Linked DNA regions of Mus musculus: region 1 is linked to region 2. Evidence: chromatin loops called from intact Hi-C (ENCODE). Cell type or tissue: gastrocnemius. All regions are shown on one strand.

Region 1 (8,000 bases), 220 kb after region 2:
TTCATTTTCTATAAAAGATAAGTATTCATACGGTTAGATAAACTGCAGTGTTCAGTTTTTAATTCATTGCTGTTCAGATAATGTATAATTTTTTTGTGTAATGTCAGTTTTTGTGTCCCCTTTTAATAAAGAATGAAAACTCAGGGTCCCTCTGTGAGCCCTTTCCTTTCAGAAAAGCAGTGGGACGCTTAATTCCTTCTGTAAAGTTAAGAAATTAAGGGTGTTTTTTCTCTGGAGAAGGAGCTTAGCTTTGTTGGTAGAACATTTGCCCAGCATATACAAAGCCATGGTTCAATCTGCAGTAGTCAAAAAAAGAAAAACAAACCAAAAATCAAAAATTGAGTGTGGTGCCAAAGGCTGTAATCCCCTCAGACCAGAAGTAGAGGCAGTGGCTACGAAGTTCAAAGCCATCCCAGGCAACATAGGACCTGGGCTACTTGAGACCTCTCTCACTTAAAAAGAAGAGGGGGAGAGGGAGTGGTGAGGAGAAGGAAAAGAAATAGGAAATACATTTTTTGTTTTTTTGGGGGGGGGTTGGTTTTTTGTTTTTTGTTTTTTTGGTTTTTTTTTGTTTGTTTGTTTTTCAAGACAGGGTTTCTCTGTGTAGCCCTGGCTGTCCTGGAACTCACTCTGTAGACCAAGCTGGCCTCGAACTCAGAAATCCGCCTGCCTCTGCCTCCCGAGTGCTGGGATCAAAGGCGTGCACCACCAAGCCCGGCAAGGAAATACATTTTTAAGCCCAGAACATAGTCCAGTGGGTAAAGGCGCTTGCCCACCAAGCCGGATGGACCTACATTCAATTCCCCAGAAACCACAGGGTGGAAGAAGAAAACCTCTAAGTTGTATTTTGATCTCCACATAGACCTATGACGTGCATATGCCTACACAAAACCACACAAAATAATAAAGAAATACAATGCATTTTTAAAGGTGTAAGCAAGCCTTAAACAGAAGCCCTGAGTGCTCAGCGTTTTACCTTTCCTACTGTGGGGTCTGGATAAGAATGGCCCCTTAGGCTCAAATTCGAATGCTTAGTCATCAGGGAGTGGTACTATTTGAAAGTGTTAGAAGGTGTGGCCTTGTTGGAGGAAGTGTGTCTCTGGGGTGGGCTCTGAGGTTTCCTTAGTCCAAGCCACACCCAGTGTTTCCTCCAGATTAGGATGTAGGTCTCTGCTATTGCCCCAGTGCCTTGCATGCAAGCTGCCATGATAATAATGAACCAAATCTCTGAAACTGTAAGCAAGCCACCAATTGAATGCATTCTTTCATAAGAGCTGTCTGGGGCATGGTGTCTCTTCACAGCAACAGAACAGTGACTAAGGCCCCTGTTCAAACAGATTTAAAAGCAAGAAATGGTGTAATTATGGTCTGCACACAGTTCTGAAGCAATAACTGGAAACAGACCAGGGTAGCACCATTATAGAGGTGGGACTCAGCCATCATAAAGCAGAAAGGGCTTATGCGACATGTAGCCATGTAGTATGCATTTTGTTCTAAGAACACGACTTCAAAGATAGGAGTCACAGTCAGGGCTTGAGGGGGCTTGAGGGGCATGGGCTCTGCACAGGTACAACACGGGGGCCAGTCTGGTGAAGAGTAGTGTGCCCGAACCTTCATGATTGAAACGGAAGTGAGGGATGGTTTCCTGGCCTGCTCAGCCGTGGAATGCACAGACCTGGGACTTTGGTAACACTGCCTCATGTTTAGATGGTTCATCTTTGCCAACTCAATAACCAAAGCATTACGTCTTCCACTGTGTAATTGTTTCTAGCTAATGAGATTGAACGTGTGTGTGTGTGTGTGTGTCCCTAGCCCGATACATGGTATGTGTTTTATATATGTATAGAACTAGAAGATTTGTAAGCCCTGTTTATTTAAACTCTTTATCAGATTCTGAAGAACAGTTCATGTTTGTGATCTATATCATGAAAAAAAATCTTATCCTGTGATGTATTGCTTATTTTTTTATTTTGGAGTATTTTGCCTGTAGCTTTAAAGCTATGATTTATATAATTGTACCGTCTGTGTTACTGGTAGAGACTTTAAACACTTGTGGACCCGAGAAAACATTTATACTTACTTTGAACTTCTGTTCTTTCCGTGTAACACACCGTAGTGATGGACATGTAGGTCTTCCTAAGAGGACAGAGCTTATTTTGTCCAATGGAGAACAGCCTACCCATGCTTTCTTGAGATAGTATCTATTTAAAATTATTTTAGCATACTTTTTGTTAACGAGTTTGACAGTTTCTATGTTTATAATTTAATTGTAATTTGGTAATCACCATTGATGGTCTCATTTCATTGTACTGAGATAAAGCTTACTAAAGTTTTATACACGACAAGGATGAATTTCCAATGAACCTCTTAGGGCTAATCTCTCTAGGAAATGATGGTCTCTGTCATTTAGGCTTTTTATACTTCCTTGGGGTCCTAGAAATGGTCTTGTGAGATTGCAGGATAGCTCGGCTATATAACAAGAACTGTATTGCTAATGACATGTACGTTAAAATCATAAAGGGACTGGGAAGAGAGTGTCAGTTGATGGCCCAGGAAACAGAGCTTGTAAGTCTTGCAGTTTTACTACCTGGTTGAACTCCTGTTGGGGAGGAATGAACACTCCGTGTCCTTTAAAACCTGGTGGCTTAAGATATAAGATACAATTTCCTAAACACATGAAACTCAAGAAAAATGAAGACTGAAGTGTGAACACTATGCCCCTCCTTAGAAGTGGGAACAAAACACCCTTGGAAGGAGTTACAGAGACAAAGTTTGGAGCTGAGATAAAAGGATGGACCATGTAGACACTAGCATATCCGGGGATCCATCCCATAATCAGCTTCCAAATGCTGACACCATTGCATACACTAGCAAGATTATGCTGAAAGGACCCTGATATAGCTGTCTCTTGTCAGAGTATGCCTGGGCCTAGCAAACATAGAAGTGGATGCTCACAGTCTGCTATTGGATGGATCACATGGCCCCCAATGAAGGAGCTAGAGAAAGTACCAAAGAAGCTAAAGGGATCTGCAACCCTATAGGTGGAACAACATTATGAACTAACCAGTACCCCGGAGCTCTTGACTCTAGCTGCATATGCATCAAAAGATGGCCTAGTCGGCCATCACTGGAAAGAGAGGCCCATTGGACACGCAAACTTTATATGCCCCAGTACAGGGGAACGCCAGGGCCATAAAAGGGGAGTGGGTGGGTAAGGGAGAGGGGGTGGGTGGCTATGGGGGACTTTTGGTATAGCATTGCAAATGTAAATGAGCGAAATACCTAATAAAAAATGGAAAAAAAAAAAAAAAAAAAAAAACCTGGTGGCTCCTGGGGCAGCCTGTCATCTCATTACTGCTATGCTGCCCCCTGGTGGCTCATACCTTAGCTCAAAGGCAGTCTCTTGGCAACCTGATTTCTGTGCTGTGGGGAGACTTTGCATCATGCGAAAGGATCTCAGCTGAACTTGGAGCTTATTTGTCTCTGTTTTTGTTTCTAAAAACTGTTAAAAAGGGGTTCAGAAAAATGGGCATTAGATGGTTTTGATTTCCAGATTTTAGAACCAAAGAGTCCCAGCTAATAGGAGAGAACCAATGAATGGTTGCTTATTTTTAGGAGTTGGCACACTTGCTGCCTGGAAAGGCCCCAGAGCTGGTGCTGTGTAGGTGTGCAGAGGGAGAGGTCTGTTCTTGCTTTCCCTGAAGTCCTTCATCCCGTTTGACCACGAAGTGAAGAGGAGGGGCAAGCTGGACACGGTGCTTCCGTGGTGCCATGGGTGCCCACAGCATGCCCTGAAGAGCCGTTCATTCAGAAGTCCCCTTAAATGGTCCCTGGTCTGTAAATAGTTTGAGCTTAACTAGCTATCAAAGAAGCACGAGAAGGGTATTTTGGGAGAGATGCTTAAGCTTGATTTCTTCTATCTGGGCCTGTGAGCTGCTGCTAATTTTAAACCTGGTGTCAGTCCCCAGGGTCATGTTCCCTAAATGAGGTTCTTTGTTGGCTTCCGTGGGTCAAGTTAAGTGTGGTGTGGTAGACTTTCCTCAGTGAAATGGAAGAGTTTCAAATAACCAACCAGTAGGTATTTTTGTTCCTCAGTAGACTAGGGAAACTTACTTTGTACACATAGGATATAAAGGATTTTATATTAATTAGAAAATTATTCTCCGCCTGCCTGCATCACCTTTTGACACATGGTAGTCTTCAGCAGAAAGAGTCAAAGTGTGCTTTGAGATAGCTGCTTTTACTGTTTGTGGCAAATGAGCTAATTATGGCACCAGATTTCCAAAGTTCATAGGTCATTTACAGCCATACTTCAGAGTCAAAACAATATATTTGAAGAAAGAAACGTTCTTTAAAGAAAAGTATTTTATAAATCAAACATTTAATCTCTAAGGACATTTTGATATTGTGTGAGAGAAGGTGGGGGGAGGATATATTTGACATCACCTTAGGGAATCCAGAGGGATCCTTATCGGATGGAAGATAATTGTTAATTACCTGTAACATTATTCTCACTGTTTATCCCTCATTGAAGGGGCACCACTGCCTGTTACAGGGTAGCAGTAGGATGTAAGCTCACAGCTTGGCTTGTGGATGTCGGTAACACAGAGCGAGTGTGAATGTTCTGATTGTGGTACAGGAGGGGTCAAGGCAGGGCCTGAATGTTGACTGGAGTGATGTGGAGGAAAACACAACCAAGTTGACAACAGGATGGATCATTGTCTGTTTTTTTTCTTTGTTCTTTCCTTAATATGAAATAATAGTGACGTATGATGCTAGTTCAGCTGCTGTTTGGAATGCTTGGTGTACCCTTTTAGACTGACAAATCGTTCCCCTTCTACTTCCGGTGTTGTTGTTGTTGTTCTTGTTGTTGTTTTGTGGGTTTTTTTCCCCTGAGACAAGGTCTGTCAAGTATATAGTTCTGGCTTTCCTGGAACTCACTGTGTAGACCAGGACAACCTCAAACTCACGAGATCCATCTACCTCAACCCCCCAAGTGCCGGGATAATTTTTTTGAGTGGTTTCTATGACTTTTTAATTAGATATGTTCTTTATTTATATTTCAAATGTTATCCCCTTTCCTAGTTTCCCCACTGAAAACTCCCCTATCCTTTCCCCGCTCCCCCTGCTCACCAACCTACCCACTCCTGGCTTCCTGGCCCTGGCAGTCCACTATGCTCTGGGGCATATAACCTTCTGTGATTATTTCTACACAGAAGTCACTACACAGTTTTAAAAGATATCTTTTATTTTCATTTTTGTATTTTCTTGGGCAGTGTTATGGGAGAAGCTTTTTCTGCAGGATATAAAAACCACAGCAAATGCATGTGCACCCAGGAAGTCTGCTCACCTCCAAAAGGGAACCAGTGACAAACCTAATGCTTGCCGCAGAGTCCGCCTTGGTGAACCAATGGGGCTTTTGAGGGTTACTAAGAGGAGCACAGCTGCATCGTGAGAAAAACCCACCCTAAGACACGAGAAAAGCTGTGTCTCTGGGGCCCTCAGCATTACACGCACAACTGGTCAGGGCCTTCCCCTCTAACAGCTGTTTGCTGCCCCGTCTGAGTTCAGCCTTCCCGGGCCTGTTACATTTACTCCCTGGGTCTCGTAACTGCTCTCCTCCTGCATGCTACTTGGAAGGCTGTTTGAATGACTATCTATATCCAGATGGCTACCTTAGAACACGCTTTGGCTTTGGTTGTTATGGCACTGGGAACTGAAGTTAGGGCCTCACACATACCAGGTAAGCACTCTCCACTGGCAGTACACTATCTTCCCAACCCACTTCCGTTTTAAAACAACCTAAGCCAGCTGTATTTCTTTTTTCTCTACCGCCTCAGTTTACTTTTGAGACAGATTCAGAGCTACACACACATGCTTTTATGTTCAGCTAATGAGGCGCAATGCGTAGACATCTGAGGTCTTAATTTTTTTAAAGATTTATTTATTATTATAAATAAGTACACTATAGCTGTCTTCTGACACACCAGAAGAGGGCATCAGATCTCATTACGGGTAGTTGTGAGCCACCATGTGGTTGCTGGGATTTGAACTCAGGACCTTCGGAAGAGCAGTCAGTGCTCTTAACCACTGAGCCATCTACCAGCCCCCTGAGCTCTCAATTTTAAGAGAAAGAATGGAAAGGCACAGGGTGAAGTGCGATGGGAATGGAGAATTGGAAGATAATAGCTCTGTGCACATCTGCTCTTACGAGAACTGCTGGAATTTGAAACATTGGGTATGCTCTGACAATGTCCAGTGCCACTAGACTGAATCCAAATCCAAGAATGACAGATTAACAGGCAGACTGTACAGGGGTCCTGCTGGGTCTGGGCACGAGCAGCTGATTGGTTGAGTGGGAAGTGATTCTCTTCAGGCTTTATAAGTAGGTTATAAGACTCAAATCCCAAGGAAAACTGTAGTGATGAGTTTTCAGACAGCTATGCAAAGTGTCTCCCATCATAACAACCGGGGAAGAATTTTCGAGTGGTCCATTCCATTTTGTATCTGCCTAAAAGTGGGCAGATGCGGTTCTTTCTGAAACAGCGGGAAATACCTGAGCCTGGAGTCTTGTCATGCGTGGAGATTGGGGCTTTAGTTTTATCTTTGTTGGTGGATTGGCTCTCTTGGTGGCACTGTTTTTTGATGTGAAGGATTTGGGGTTCTGTTTATGGGGTCTAGCTATGTCATCAAGCCCATTTCCTGTTTCTGTCGAAGGCTGAAGCAGGAAGCGTGTCCTCAGCTTTACAGTGCGGCCTTCATGTTTTAAAACTATTATACGTAGAAGACGACAGAAGTTTGTTTTTTCTCCTCTTCCAGACAAAAGTAAATGTGCTTATCAGAGAGAGTTTAAAATAGTGGGAGGAAAAAAAGCAGACCATTATTTTATAATTCTGTTATCCTGAGACAACAGGAACTTAACAAATAATGCCTGGACTTTCATCCCATTGTATTTATCATGCATTTATATTAGCAAAATTGATGTTTTATAGCTGATGTCCCCATCATAAAACTCTAAATATCACTATAAATATAGAAATGGGATACAATCTTGACTAGGTACTTAGTCAGCTGTTTAATGTTTTGTTTTGGTTTTGGTTTGGGGTTTTTTTTTTTTTTTTTTTTTTTTGGTTTTTCGAGACAGGGTTTCTCTGTATCGCCCTGGCTGTTCTGGAACTCACTCTGTAGACCAGACTGGCCTTGAACTCAGAAATCCCCTTGCCTCTTCCTCCCAAGTGCTGGAATTAAAGGTGTGAGCCACCGCTGCCCAGCCCTGTTTAATGAATTTTTAATGTATTTCTAATTTTTGTGATAAATGATGTCTTGGAATCTCTGATTACTGAATATTTATGGAAATACCCTTTCATGAAATGTCTGGGTTGGGGTAGGCTCTGCTAGCATTGGGATTCTCTGAAGTAAAGGGAACCATTGTTCATAGTACACGGCTGCATGACTGCTTTCTTGCCATTATATCCTTTAATTTTGCCAACCAAAAGTCGCTCCCCCCTGGTACATTGAGGGCTGCTACATTTCAGGGTCATTCAAGCATCTATGGGAGCAGAGAGTTCAAAAGAGAGACCATTAGATAAACTGTAGGACTGTAGGGCAGCCAAGAGAAAGAACACTCTACAGATAGTGTGAAATCTAAGCATTAAACACTATTAAATAAACAAGGTCAAGTGGAGACTGGAAGATGTCACCAAATGCAAAACTTCTCAGAGCCAAAGTCTTAGTAGTCTGGGTAGACCAGAAGCCAGAGATGTGCGTTTTCTAAAGCCAGCCATCCCTGAAGCTCCGCTAAGTAGGTCAGCGTACACTTAACTGAGTGCTTTCATAAGGGATGATTTTTATGTGTGAACCAAAGCTGGATTGTGGAATTGTGAACACCGCATGTAGTAGCAGTTGAAAAGAAAGACCGGTGTAAAGGGTACAGCATCAAAAGGAGTCCTTAAAGCCCCCGACTACAGAAATAAATATGTTGCTCCTTCAGCCTACATTGT
Region 2 (8,000 bases):
CAGGTCAATGGGATAGAAGTGCGTTTTTCTCTTAGATTATTAATCGTTAGAAATGACCAACTTTGAAGTAGTCACTTTGGCGAGTGAAGTTTATGTCTCTGTACTTGTTTGTTGGTATTATTTTTAGCATGGCAGACACTGACTTGGGGATGACTCATTTTTACTGTTTCAACATTATCCATACTAGTCCACGTACTTGAGAAACCTAAACATTTTTAATGAATGTTTCTTATGATTTGGTAAGAAGTAGTGTTAGAATTCTCTTGTTTCTTAAAGTCATTTATTACTTCATATATGATGCTATGCCTGCCTGCATATATAGTGTAACTCTTGCATGCCTGGTGTTCTCTGCAGCCAGAGAAGGCATCAGATTCCAAAGAAGTAGAGTTTCAGATGGTTGTCAATGGCAAAGTGGGGTGCTGGGAATTGAACTAGGGTTCTCTTCAAGACCAGCAAGTACTCGTAACTGCTGAGCTACCTCTCCAGCCTCCTGTTAAGGTTCTTCATGGTTTAGTGGACTAGAAAAGGAACATTTCATCTTGATTATTATTATTTTTTGTACAGTGACTGACTTAAAAGTATGCCAACTCTGAAGCATCTCTTATGACCACGCCATTCAAGTTACTTTCAAGGCGAGGATTTCTCTCTAGATTACCATCCCTATATTTACTTAAAGCTCTGTTATGTATATTTTATGTGTGCCTTTTCTAAGAACCACTTTCTGAAATTGGAGTGAAATTTGGAGTATAAAATACTTGTATACTCTGCCCTTTTCATGTATTAGGAATACTCCTAAAACTTTCATAGAAAAATGTTTTCTTTTTCCTAAAAAACATTTCAAAGATACAGGGAGGGGGGAGGGGAAGAAAAACTAAACTAACTCTAATGCCTGGGACACACTTGTAACAAGTGTGTGTGGGGTGGGGAGGGAGAATTTTAAAGTCTGGATTCCATGACCTGCCAGGCAGCAGCTCGCTTGCTTTGACCTTGGTTACAGCAAATGCAAAGTAACACTGCAAAGAGCCAGCGGCTGTCCAGTACTTACTTCAAGACAGCAAGCCTCCTTTTTTTCCCTCTTAGGTGCAAACTGATGAAAATAACCAGCGGGGCTACTATAATCTCAGCCACTCCCTTGCTCTTGGTTGACACTCAAATAGAGCAGGTTAGTGGGTTGTCATTTAAAAGCAGTATGCGTCAGGCCACCCTTTCTTATCTCCCTGAGAAGTGCGATAGCATAGTGTCCTAAGGTGAAGAGGCCGGAGGTGCAGGAGAGGACAAGACCTTTAAGAGCTCACACAGGAGCAGACACATTTTAAATCCGATTTTTCACTGTATTTGGGGACAGAGGACGCTAAATTTTCAGCACCATACACGAAAAAGGGTCTCTACTGCTTAGGGAAAGCGGCCATCAGATTCACCTTGGGAGCTTGTTAACCAGGTTTCAGGACCGACCCCACTAGTGGCGTTTCTGATTCTGTAGGTTTAGGTGTGGTCGTGAATGTGTCGTTCTAACGAATTCTCGGGTAATGAGGATGCGGGCCCAGAGATTCCAGGACCCCAGGTGACACCATCACCATCCAAGCTAACCAGCAGCAGGAGAAAAGCATGGAGGAGAGCGACGGCTGTCCAAACATCTTTCGCCACCTTCATCCTCCGTCGCCGGGAATGGGTCAGAACAGGGAAGCAGCAGGAGGAGCGATGCCAGCGCCTTAGGAACGGGAACTCCTCTTCCCAACTTCCGCCCCTGGGGAAAAGCAGAAGCCATCAGCTCCAAGAGAGCGGCTCTCCAATTCTTAGCCGTTAGGTTCTGGCTCTGGAGACAGCCGGTCCTCCCGGTGTCACCGGCGTCGCAGTACCCTCGCTGTACCCCCGCTGTAGACTGGCGGACTGCATGCAGGTGAGGGCGGGGGCCTGTGCCTGGTGGGGAGGCAAATGGACTAGAGTCTGCCCGGATCCCGGACCCTTCTTCGTCTACGGCCCCGGAGAGCTGAAGATGGCTGCCCCGGAGCTCCGCGGACAGTCACGTGTCTCGCAGGCACGGCCGTTCCCCCCTCCCCGCCCCCAGACCAGACCCTGCAGGGTAGCGCGTCCCGGGCGACCCATGCCACGGTGGTACGAGCGGTCGGCCCAGAAGGCCGGAGCTACTGGAGGCTGCTGTCTCTGCCGCGAGATCACCGTCCTGGTACCGGGTTCCACTGCCCGAGCTGGAGATCTGCCGGCGACCCGCACCCCGTGGGGCCATTGGGCATGCGCAGTGCTCCGGCCCTGGTGCGGCGCTCTCCAGGTTTTCGCCGCAGCTCCGAGAGGCGGCGGGAGGTGGGGCCCGGACGGACTAGGGGGGAGGGCCCGGTTCTTCCCGAGAACTCCTGGGCCTTCACGCTGCCTGGGGCTGCGCGATTTAGGAAGCCTGCAGACCCCTGATTTGGGGGGGGGGGGGGGGGGGAGATGGTGGTTTTAAGGATTAGAGCTTCGGAAAAATGTCCCGAAGAGTTTGAGGTTCATCCATTTTAAATGATCAATCATAAGGGAGTCACAAGTGTCGCAGCTCTTGGGCTTGGTGGGAAAGAAAATGCCAGTGTAGTTCGCCAACAGCTGTCCCCGTAGGTAGTTTCACCAAGGCTGAGTTTGTGTCCCCAACCTTCTAGCCGCCTTTTGCCGCACAACTCTCGGGCTGGCTCCTAATAGGGCTTCTGATCCCGGAGGATGAAACCCACCATCTTTCTCTTCTCGTGGTTGGGGGGTGGTGGGGGCGAAAGGGAACCGCATCTCCAGTTCCCGTTTCTAGAAACAAAAAGGACTCCCCCCCCCCCCCGTCCCCACCCCCAGCACACCCCACGGCCAGCTGTCCTGCGGGACTCAGCTGGGTCCCTGGTCGAGCGTCCGCGGTCCCCGCCCCCTGGCCGCCGGGAACACCCGGAGGAACGGACTGGCGTCGCGCGGGAAGCCGACCCGGCTCCGCCGCGGACTGGGCATGCTCGGCAGCCCGAGGTTCCAAGTCAGAAGCCTTCTCGCCAGCTCGGCGGCGGCCGGAGCAGCGGCGGCGGGCTGCCGGCTGGACGGGAGCAGGGAGAGCCGGTTCGGGCGGGCTGCTCGTCCCGGGAGCCTGGCACGCGGACGGGAGAGCGGGATCGGGTGCAGAGTCCGCACGCCGCCCTGCCCCGGTTTCGTTCCGCGGCGCGGGGCTCGGCGCGTGGAAAGAATTCCGGCGGCTGCCACGACTCGCGTGCAAGTGAGTCGCGGGGCGGGGGTGGAGGGCCGGCCTCCGGGTCGCGAGCGGCTGGATCTGACCCGAGTCTCTCGGGCCAGGCCTGACCTCGGTTGACGGCGGGCGGGCAGCCGGGGCGAGGGGGCGTGAGCGCATACCGCGCGGTGTCGCGCGTACCTGGCGTGCGGTCCCCCGCGGCCGCTCGTGGGGGTGGGCGCGGGGGAGCGCTCTGGCGGCCGCGATCCCGGCTCCGAGGGGGCGGGCCGCCGGCGGGGCTCCCCCGCCAACTTGGGCGGGGAGGAAGGAGGAGGCGTCCGTGGGCACCTTTCCGAGGTGCTGCGTGCGGGCTGGAAGGCTGCCTGGTGTCACATTGAGGCGAGCGGACGGTAGCGGGGCCTGAGAGCCCGGGACTGAGGACCTTTCCAGGTGGAAGCCAGCCAGAGGTCCCGTAGTGCTTAGGGGTGGACCCCCAAAATCACAGCCCCACCCCCACAACCCTGGGCGGCAGAGTGACAGTTGGTACCTCCTGGCCTGATCGCAGCGGGGCCAAGAGTCCGCGGCTTTGGGATTCCCTTCAGCACGGCCCCTCGATGACCCCCAACGGCATAACAGGTGGGACCCCCCTTCCCGGAGGAGCGAGCCCCTTCCTTCCCAGGCGGTGTAACAGCCCCTGGCTCGCGACTATTCTGAGACCCCGCGTGTCCTCACCGCGTGGGGGTGTTAAAGGGTAAGGCCTGCAGGGGCATCTGCGTAGCTCTGGACGCGGTTCGTCCAGAGAATGAGGGGTCTGAGTGATCATAGGCGACTTGTCAAGGGCACATCAGTGGTAGCAGCGCTGCCTCTGCCCGGATTTTAAACCCACACTCCAACTGTCTTCCTTTGGTGGCCCCGGTGTCCTGGTCCATCTAACGGATTCTGGATAATGCTTGATCCTTTTTGACTGCCGGGCTAACAGTCGGGGTGGAGGATGCTATTGACCTGGGGAGCTGAGAGAATCCGGGCAGGTGCTTCTCGGATGTTTCATTTCACCTTCAGACAGGACCGAGTTCAGCGCTACACACATAAAAAAGACAGAAGGCTGGTTTCTGACGGGAAGTTTATTTTCAGTGTTCTGAGGCCTGCCTTCTGTCATCGCTTTCCTGAAATTTACCTTCTTCAGATTGGGGGTGTTTCTAGTTGGCTACCTGGTTATGGAAGTCGTGAATGCCTGTCTTGGTGTGCTGTCTGTCAACTCCTTACGCCTTGCCTTCTGGCACTAGGGGCTGAACATCAGCAGGGGTGGGGGCCAAGGGAGCAGAAAGGAGTGAGATTGATGAGGTCTGATCCTGGTGGAAGTTGCCTTCGATTTGGGAGGCAGTTTGGGTCTGAGGAGGCAGGGGAGAGGATGTCCAGGCGTTTCATTGGTCAGAGTGTTAAGTGTCCAAGGAAAAAGCCAGCTGGGGTTGGGTGCCGATGTGGTCAGTTTTTTTTTTTTTTTTTTTAAGGGAAGCCCAGGGATGTTTGGTGATTCAGCAGGTGGCAGGTTTCCAGCTCTGAAGCCTTGCCTTGGCCAAGCAAGCCAGCAAGCAAGCTGCAGAGCCTGTGCCCGCAGCTGGCGGTACCTAACTTTGGGGAAACCTCCCGGAGTGGCCTTCTTATGTGCACCAAGTCTTCCTTCTTGTTTTGCTTCCTGTTTCCTTCTGGATGCCCTGGTCCTTTGGGTTTCCTTAATGCTCCTTTTAAACTACGGAGCACATTTTAACGTCTGTATCACAGACCTGCTGGGTAGCAGGAGATGGCCGCCACAACCGTTCAAGTCAGGTAATTACTGTACAGAGAACCCCTTTCTGTTTCTGCTTCAGAGACCAAACATTTTTATTGTTAGTAAAATAAATACTTTTCTGCCACTTGTCACTGACATTGAACTACTTCACATACCAGGGAACTTAAAAAAAAAACCTACTAATTCAACATATTAAGTTATTAAAGGCACACATTGTTTAAAACATCTTACTCGGAGAACTCTACTGTCTTGCATGCTTGACCTGTATGTAGCTCAGTAAATGCTTATTCATATTTTAAAAAGTTTTTCATAACAGAAGAGCACTAGAATTACTAGAATTTCTCCTTTTTTTTTATGTCTATCAGTGGGATTCTTTCCTGAACAATTTTAGAATAAAGAATGCACAGCAATGTCTGTGTACGTTGTGTGTGTTGGGCACTGAAAGACCCTGGTGTTTTTTCCTAAGATGCAATTGCCCCTTGTTGACCATAGGTTCAGTTTTATATCAAGAGCTTGATACTTGTTCACATTTTCATTTCCAGCTTGGGGCAGGCACTTCTCTTGAGCTGGAGTCAAGGCGCTCTTTTGGGGCCAAGTCATAAAAACCTAAAGGAGGACTTGATGCTAGTTTTTAACTAAAATGTGCTCCGGACAGATATCCTATGTTCTTTGATAAAACCTCATTCCCTGCAAATCGTTTCAGGAGACCTGTAGGTTCCCGACTTTGCCATCCAGTGATAAACACTGCTGTAGAGAAGGTAAAAGCTGCCCAAGGACTGAGCAAACACGCTGGCCAGTGTTGCTCTTCCGAGACCGAGTACAGATGGCTGTGTCTTTGCGTGTTTCGGATGGTAGCAGTCTTTTTTCAGAACTTTCTTGGTGTATGCATGGGTGTTAAAGATTTTGGCTTGTTGGTTCAAACAAGAATATACATGCAAGGAGGAAAAAGGAAAGAGAATATAAATGTGTATTTGTTGCTTCCTAATGTACTCCATTCCACTAGCTGTGCTGTAGTTTGGTCACCTTAGTTAGGGTACCCAATCAGAAAAAAAGGTCAGGTTTTTTTTTTTGGGGGGGGGGGAATCAGTTTAGTTTGGTGTGAGGGACAGGGAATGAATGAAGGAGAAGAGAGGGCAGGTCCTGTGGCCAGGGAGATGGCTTGGTTCTGTAGTTGTGGCAATAAGTTCTGGTTTCAGTAAAACTGAATTGAGCTAGTGAACAGGTGTGGCTTGGTGTTCACTAGAATGCTTTATCTCCATGCAGAGTCTTATCTCAACGTCTAGACACACCGAACACTGATGGAGACATGCAAACATTCACACACACAGATTCGCAGATAGAGACACACAAGCAAAGAAGGGAGACACATACACGTAGACACACGCCTCCTTCGCCATAAGCCAAGAACCCCAGCTTCTTTCTAATCTGTCAAAGGCAAAACAAAACCTCGATGGAATGTTGCTTTTTGGAGGCTTGAATTACCTCATGCTACAATTGAGGAAGAATCCCTCTGCCTCAGTGGCCAGCTAGAGGAAGTGGCTTTTTTAGGTCAATGCAGATGAATGAGAACTTAAAATTTAGGTGTTTTTTTTTTTCCCCTCTCAGACATGGTCAGTTCTTGGCATCAGATCCTCTCACTGTACAAAGCCCCTTGCCTGTAGTTGGCATCTCCATTTCCTTCCATTCCCTCTGCTGCAAGAGGAGTCTTCTCTCACGGGGCGGAGAAGATTTTGTCCAGGCGCTGTGTGCATAGTTGTTAAAGATGTTGTGTTACGCCGGGCCTTTCATCCCAGCACTCGGGAGGCAGAGGCAGGCGGATTTCTGAATTCGAGGCCAGTCTGGTCTACAGAGTGAGTTCCAGGACAATCAGGGCTACAAAACAAAAGATGTTGTGTTACTGATGTGTCTTCAATGTGCATAAATGGTGCGGAGGCTGTGGATCAGGGGTAGGGTGCTTGCTCAGCACGCACAGGGCCCTGGGTCCCACTTGCAGTACTGCAAAAGGGAAGCACTAAAACCCTCCAAAAACCATTTATCTTGGAAGCATTCCAACATTTCCTGAGAGTTGGCAGAATTTTTTTCAATGTTTTATTAGGTTGTATTGTGTAAGTCTGTGCTTGTTCTATATAGCAAGGTGTCTGGTACTCTGTAGGGTATGATTATACACCTATATCTATGTCTATCTATCTATATTATATATGTGTGCATATATAATATATATATATTCATTCACCTAGTGTGTGTGTGTGTATGCAGTCATACATACACACATATTCATATATGTATATATGTATGTCTGTGTGCATGCTAGTGATAGATGCATAACTCATTTCCATCCTGTTATCAAGGGCAACACTGAGTGAAATGCTGGCTTCCCTCTCTTCCTGATGTCTGCGAAAGGATCCTAAGGGTGGTAGTTTTGGAAGCGTACTTCCTACCAGCGATGCAGAGTCTAGACCTCCTGAATCAGAAAGCCTCAACTCAGAAGCTGCTGCTCTGTGTTTTGACGATGGAAGGGCCCGTTGGGGAACTGATGTTCTAGGGCTCTCCATCCAGGACCCTGCTCGGGGTGGCTGCGGAGTACCAGCACAGGCTGAGTGACTTACTCTCAGAGCTCCTCAGCTGCTATGCACTTCCAAGCTGGTTTCAGGGATGATGCCCACATCCCTGTAGTGTTGGACATCAACCGCCTCTGTAATTTACCAGTGGTCTGTGGTTAGCTAATGAGTTCCCTTTGTTTTAATGTGGACCTATGTGATCCTTAGTGAATGGGGGTGTTTTAATGTTATTTAGTTGTTATTCTGTTTCTTGGACCAGCTGTTCATTTTGTCTTGTGTTCCTCCCTTCTTAGTCTCTATTCCCTCTCCCACATTAGAGTTTCTTCCCCCCTCCCCCTTTTTTATTTTGTGAGACAGGATTCCTAAGCCGTTGATGAAACAGTGCATCCTGTCATAGTTTTGGTGAGGCGGGTTTGATTATGTATCGTGTTTCCACATACACATGAGACTTCGTCAATTTATCGAGAGTTGTAAT

What was found. Peaks named below come from ENCODE experiments on the same cell type or tissue, not always from the same donor. Only the 100,000 strongest peaks of a DNase experiment are listed, where the experiment ranks them.
Region 1: it touches region 2 in a loop (5-fold over the local background); 12 of 42 quality-filtered maps call a loop at or near these places.

The regions. Positions count from the first base shown.
Region 1 is chr19:32,165,730-32,173,729 of GRCm38, reverse strand. All of the region lies in intron 5 of Sgms1 (sphingomyelin synthase 1), which reads left to right. Among named protein-coding and RNA genes, the nearest start is that of Asah2, 67 kb to the right of the region's middle. In gastrocnemius, a CTCF peak has its summit at 3,399 (motif pointing left); DNase peaks (open chromatin) are centred at 3,374, 3,648 and 6,333; H3K4me3 peaks cover 997 bases; H3K27ac peaks cover 6,272 bases.
Region 2 is chr19:32,383,449-32,391,448 of GRCm38, reverse strand. It overlaps Sgms1 (sphingomyelin synthase 1), which reads left to right and starts at 2,937. Exons shown (of 10, transcript NM_144792.5): 1 at 2,937-3,229. It overlaps 2700046G09Rik (RIKEN cDNA 2700046G09 gene), which reads right to left and starts at 2,233. Exons shown (of 2, transcript NR_033198.1): 1 at 2,073-2,233; 2 at 265-1,744. In gastrocnemius, CTCF peaks have their summits at 3,920 and 4,792; DNase peaks (open chromatin) are centred at 2,937, 3,654, 4,509, 4,713 and 1 more place; H3K4me3 peaks cover 4,564 bases; H3K27ac peaks cover 5,533 bases.